2 separate regions of the Homo sapiens genome follow, and region 1 is linked to region 2. Evidence: chromatin loops called from intact Hi-C (ENCODE). Cell type or tissue: B cell. All regions are shown on one strand. Links, peaks and the distances in the headings refer to the core of each region. The heading gives the core; the rest is flanking DNA. Region 1 holds the start of TMEM178B (transmembrane protein 178B). Region 2 overlaps AGK (acylglycerol kinase).

Region 1 (2,908 bases), core at 208-2,707, 580 kb before region 2:
GTCCCTCGACCAGCCGGGCACCCGAGAATCCAGCGGGCCTCCTCAGGCTCTGCTGTCCCTTGGGCAAATCCCATTGCAGAATCCAGGGGTGAAAAGCGAAAGCGAGGCACGCCCCTCCCCCACTAGATGGCACTGAAACGCCTCGTTCGCGCTTTTCAAAATGCAGGAAGGGCGGGGGAGAGAGAGAGAGAGAGAGAGGGAAAAAAAAAAAGACAAAAAGAATATGGTGGAGGTGCGCTCATTTTGGCTCACAAGCCCCGTTGTGCAAAGCAGGGTGTCAGAGACTCTCTTTTTCCCCAGGGCAACTCTTTACCCGGCAATGCCGGACCTCGACTTTGGGGTGAGGGTGAAAACGAGGGGTGAGCATTAGAGTGAAAAACCCAGCGTTTGATGCCGGGAGGGAGGGTCCCAGCCTTTGCGGCGCCGTCTCACGTGAGCAGAGCAGGGGGGCTGAAGTTGGGATGAAGCGGGGCTTGCCTGGGGCCCACCCGCTCAAGGTCTGGGGTCCGGCGCTACCTCCCAGAGCCCCTGCAGAGCCTAAATCCAGCGGCCACCCTTACAAAATGACAAACCCTGCATCGAGGTTTCTTTTAACCCCACCTTCCCTCAACGCTCGAGCTCTCCAGCGTTTTCAAAATATCTACTAACGGACCACCCCCCATCCACCATTAAATTTCTCTCGTCTTGAGTCGATCAGCCAAATTTCTTCTTTCTGTTCCTGCCGAGGAGGGAGGGCAGGTGGAGGTGGGTGTGTGTCGGGGTGCCTGGCTCTGGCTTGGGACTGGACTGGGGCTGGCCGGATAACTCCGCAGCCGCTCTCAGCTCAGTCCTAGGTGGAAACGCCTGTAGCTTGCAAGGTAGCGCCTGTGGCTTTCTGGGGAAAAAAAGATCAAATGCCTCCCAAGACACCAGCGACCCAAACCGGGGATGCAGGGAGCTCGCTTGGCCCCTTTGAAGGCCGACTCCGCAATAAGCAGTTTTTCCTTTAAATAACCGTAGTGGATTTGAGAGAATTTTCCATGGCTGAAAAGAGAAACAGGAGCTGTAGGCAACATCCCTAAATTTATAATAATGCATGTAAACATGCTACATACCACATATATGTATATGTGCATAAATATGGATGTGGTTGGGCACATACCTATCTAGACACCATTGACTTGCCTGGTCAAAGAATAAGACTTAGACATTTCGTGCCTGGGAAATGGTGCAGTTTATCTTTAAGGAGACTAGAAAAATAAGAGATGAGGCTCACGTTGCACGGATGACATCACTAGCTTTTGGCTGCGCGCTCGGTGTTCTCGTCTGTGGGTTTTAGCCAAGGCTGCAGCTACCCGCGCCGGACGAGAGAGCGCGGCAGCAGCTTCCTCCGGCGCCCGCACCCGGGCAATGCGATTTCCCCAGTCCCCTGGGCGCAGCCTGGGCTCTCGCGCCTCCCGGGCACCAGCCGAGCCTGCGAGGCCTCGGAGCCGCCGCGGCTAGAGGAGGAGGCGACGAGGGGAAGCCGAGTGACCCAGCCTCCCTCCCCCACCCTCTCCCCATTCATCTCGGCGACCACCGCGCGCCGGGAGCCGGATCGTGGGACGCCGAGGCCAGGACGGGATTCTCTGCACGCTGTCGAGTGAGCCGGCATCTCGGCGCCCGGGTGGGCTGCGAAGAAAATGGTGCAATCTGAGAGCGACTGAGCCCAGCTGGGCAGAGCAGACGGGGTGCCAGAGTGCCAAGGGCTCAGGTGCCTGGAGAAAGGGGCGGATTGTTTGGAGGGGCCGGGACCGGGGTTTTCTTCGGTGCCTGCGGCATTTTCTTTGCACCTGGGCGGCAGGCTCCCGGGGCTCCCGGGTGCCAGATGAAGTGAGGCGGAGGCGTCGCGGGAGAGCCGGGTCCGGAGGCGGTCGGGTGGACACTCCAGGCAGAAGACGGCGCTGGGAAGAGCTGCGTGACGCTCGGGGGCTGGCGGCTGGGCCGGCAGCGCGCCGTGGCGGCGTGACCTGTCCATGGTGTTGAAGGCGCGGTGGGCCGAGCCCCTAGCGCCGCGCGCAGTGAGCGCTGCCTGGTGCACCCTCCGCCGCGCAGCCCGCCCCTCGCGTCCGCCAGCAGCCGCCCAGTCTCCGCAGATCCCAGGCCGGGTCTCGTCCGGTAACGCCGCCCGGGTGAACACGCTGTCGGCCCGAGGGGCCGCCTGAATGGCGATGCCAGAGGCAGGGCACCGGGGAGCTCGCGGGGAAAGGTCGGCCGAGAGCGTGCGTCCGCGGGGAGTGCGCCTCTGAGCGCAGCACGCGGGTCAGAAGGAGCAACCGACCTGCTGGTGACCAGAGAACGGAGATTTTAAGAGGACCCGACCCAAAGAGGAAGAACATTTCTGGGTGCGCGCCCCAGGTCTTTGCTTGCAGACGGGGAGGGGGAGAGGCTCTGAGCCAGAGACCCAGGAGGGACTCCGAGAAGCCGGCCCCAGCACCTGGAGGTTTCTTTCGCCCGCCGGCCGCATCCGGGGCGTTCTACTTCACCCGGTGGTCCAGTGGCGCCTCCTGACAGCACCCCCCGTCCCCCTCAGAGAGACAGGCGAGTTCTGTCCCGTCACCATCCTGCACAAAGAAGCCCCACCGCAGCCGAGGACACTTGGCATTTAGTTTCCGGCCCGAGGGCAGCGGCGCCCGAAGCCGGGCTGGGAGCCGAGGCGGCTGCTTCGGGGCAGTCGCTTCCTGCGGGGCGGGGAGGGGGCGGGAGGCGGCCGCGCTGGGTTCGCCGCCGCCGGAGGCTGCACCTGCCTCAGAGGATGCCCAGGAGCCCGCGGGAGCCTCTCCGGATCAGAACTTTTTAGGCCGCCCGCCCCCATCCCCGCAGTCCCCGGGCCGTGCTCCGGTAGGCGGGGGCCGAGGGGGCGCCGCGGCGCGAGTCCCTCTCCTGCCCC
Region 2 (2,883 bases), core at 384-2,883:
TATGGGAACTGGTCCAAGAACCAAGTCTGTTTTGATAGCCATTTTGTCGTAGCTCAAATCATCCAGAGCTTTCTGTGGCTGGAAATGGAAAGTTTTTAAACATTACCATAGAATAAACGGATTGCTGTTTTCCAACTCTGGTTGCACACCAAATTTGTATGTAGAGCATTAAAGAAGCACAGGCACTTGGGCTCTCCACACCAAGCAGCCGATTCCATGCTGTCATGTGAAGCTCATGTACAGTGAACACTGAGATTGCTGGGATGGGCTGAAAGCTTGGCCTGCAAGGGAAGTAATCCTAGAGACTAGAACGGCTAATAATTACTAGTGAGTGACAGAACGTCCAGAACCTCCCACTCTGAGTTTTGTTTGCTTATGTAGTAAAAAAAAAAGCCAAGCAATGGAGATGAATTTTCTATAAATTATACCTCAGTAAAGCTCTTTGTGAAAAAAAAAAAAAAAAAGATTGAAAATAGGTTTGGAATTAAATCACTACAAGTAGAGTCCCCTATCTATATATAGCTTCAAACTATGAACCATCAAAGCTGAGGATGACAACAGGCTGCATTAGCCAAATTTTAAGAGTAATGACGTTAGTGTTCTTAACCTTTTTAGAGCAAAGAAGATTTTCTGAATATCTGCATTGAACCTGACACCATCAGCAAAGGAGACTTTATAACTATAGGGTAAGTGGACTGGGGTTCACAGGAAATGAGGCTTGTGATTTTCTCAGATTTTACTATTCAGAGTGCCCCATGAAGTCTAAGACAGAAATCCAGCCAAAGCCTTGTCTTGTTTGGGAATTTCGATGTTATTTCTTTCCTATGGGCTGACATGTAGAGTGCCCCTCTCCTATGCTGGCCATCACTGTTCATTTTGTGGGGATCAGAATGTAAGAGCAGTCTTTGTTTTTCAATTGAAACCAAAGAATTCAATGGAGCATGACACAGCGTCAAGAACTTTGGTTTCAGGGTCAAAGAGCTGAATGCAAATTTTGATTCTGCCACTTACCCGACGTCATGACTCGGATCATTTAGCATCTCTGAATTCTTTCCGTCTACAGAATGAAATAATCATCTCTGCCGATCTCAGGACTGGCTTTCAGCCTTGAGTAAGAGAATGTGTGTCAAGCCTTTTTATATTTTGAAGCACTTCACAGTATCCATTACTATTTATGTCAGTTCACCATGTCCTCCTATTCCCAGGGCCTTCATGAAAAACTGGAAAAGGTATTGAGTACCTTGGACATTTCCCAGGCCTTTTTCCCTTTTCCAATACAGAATACCCTTCCAAGTTCTGTGATTTGTTAAGTCCTACCTCTGCCAGAATTTTATTGGTAAAGAACACTATAAATCCTCCTTCAGGGCATCTGAGGAGCTGGTGTGTTCCCATGCCAACTGGTAATCTGCTCAGCTCCGCTTTTCTGTGCTTTGTCTCAGAGCTCCCTCTCGTGCCCATTTAGGGATCACACATTTCTGCTGCAGCGGCCTGGTCTCCATGGCTACTTCATTATCTACACAGGCACATAAGTTTGTTGTTCTTGCCTTTGGCATAAATTCTTCAGAGACTGAATAGCTGATTCTGCAGCCTTTGATTTTCTTGCTGTATCTATAAGAAGGGAAAATCCTGTTCCTTCTACAGAATGTCCAGAAATCACACAATCTTCATTGACAGTCTGGCCAGTGAGACCAGCAATATTCAAATCTCCTTTATGATACTGGTATCCAGAAATAGAGACCCCAATTCTATTGCTAAGGTTAGGCGAAGCCACTATGTTCTGCATTGTTAGCACCAGTGGCAGCCAGTGTCCTTCTGTTCTCTACAGGAAGTGAAATCAAGTAATGTCTGTTTCCTCTGGATATCTGAAGAGAACATAGTGAAGCTGCGTTAGAAAACTCTGATACCGTTTTGTAGAGTTACTGTTGTTAATAAATGATAAATGGACTGATTTACTTAGATTAGCTTTTACTGTATTTCCACTGCCTAAAAGATACATCTGCATGAGGTGGAGTGTGTGTCTGTATATGCGCTGGAAATTTTACTCCATAGTCACTCAGTCAAGGTAGATATTGTATGCCAAGTAGACCGCGTTATAAATACAGTCATCCCACGGTATCCTTGGGGTATTGGTTCCAGGACCTCCCTCAGATACCAAAATCCACAGGTTGTCAAGCCCCTTCTATATAGTGGCACGGTATTTGCATAGACTTAGGCACGTCCTCCCTATGCACACTAAATCATCTCTAGATTACTTATAATACTCAATATAATGTAAATGCTATGTGGATGGTTGCTGTCCTGTATTCTCTAGGGGATAAGATAGTCTGTACGGATTCAGTACAGGTGCAAAAATATGTATTCTCTATCCTCAGTTGGTTGAATCCACGGGAGTGGGACCCACAGATAGGAAGGGTTATCAGAGAACTTCTAAGACTAGTTGTTCATATACATAAAAGAAATATCTACATTAAAGTAAAAATATTTTATCCTTCAAGTAATCACAAGAAGTACCAAATACCAGACGTTTAGTACTTTTCCTAAAGAATTTCATTCTAATTTTTAAATTTGAGACTAACAATCTAAGAATTAGGTACATGTGGAATGATTATTTTTAAATCAATCAATTTTTAAATCAAATTAAGAGCATTTCAGAGAAAGTCATAACTTCATGCCCAGTTCTCTACTTTCAGTCTAGAATGTATCACAAGGCTAAGCAAGAATCACTGTTGGAAAAATTATTTACAGAATTCTATGGCTTAATAGACCATCTGTCCACTTATGTAAGCTCATAAAAAGGGGGAAAGAAGTTGCTACATTGTTGCAACCTAGTGCAGTTGCCATCACTGGTCTTAAGCTTGCTTTTTCCTGTGCTCACAGAAGTCG

Evidence for each region. Hi-C counts contacts between places; a loop is a spot of excess contacts. Peaks named below come from ENCODE experiments on the same cell type or tissue, not always from the same donor. Only the 100,000 strongest peaks of a DNase experiment are listed, where the experiment ranks them.
Region 1: it touches region 2 in a loop (23-fold over the local background); 16 of 110 quality-filtered maps call a loop at or near these places.

Annotation. Positions count from the first base shown.
Region 1 is chr7:141,071,305-141,074,212 of GRCh38, forward strand. TMEM178B (transmembrane protein 178B) reads left to right here and starts at 2,760. Exons shown (of 4, transcript NM_001195278.2): 1 at 2,760-2,908. In B cell, for the core only: no CTCF peak of the experiment used is centred there; DNase peaks (open chromatin) are centred at 1,357 and 2,387; H3K4me3 peaks cover 1,664 bases; H3K27me3 peaks cover 2,081 bases.
Region 2 is chr7:141,648,648-141,651,530 of GRCh38, forward strand. It overlaps AGK (acylglycerol kinase), which reads left to right. Exons shown (of 16, transcript NM_018238.4): 14 at 616-686; 15 at 2,878-2,883. Among named protein-coding and RNA genes, the nearest start is that of DENND11, 52 kb to the right of the region's middle. In B cell, for the core only: CTCF peaks have their summits at 1,454 (motif pointing left) and 1,653; DNase peaks (open chromatin) are centred at 984 and 1,434; H3K27ac peaks cover 1,445 bases.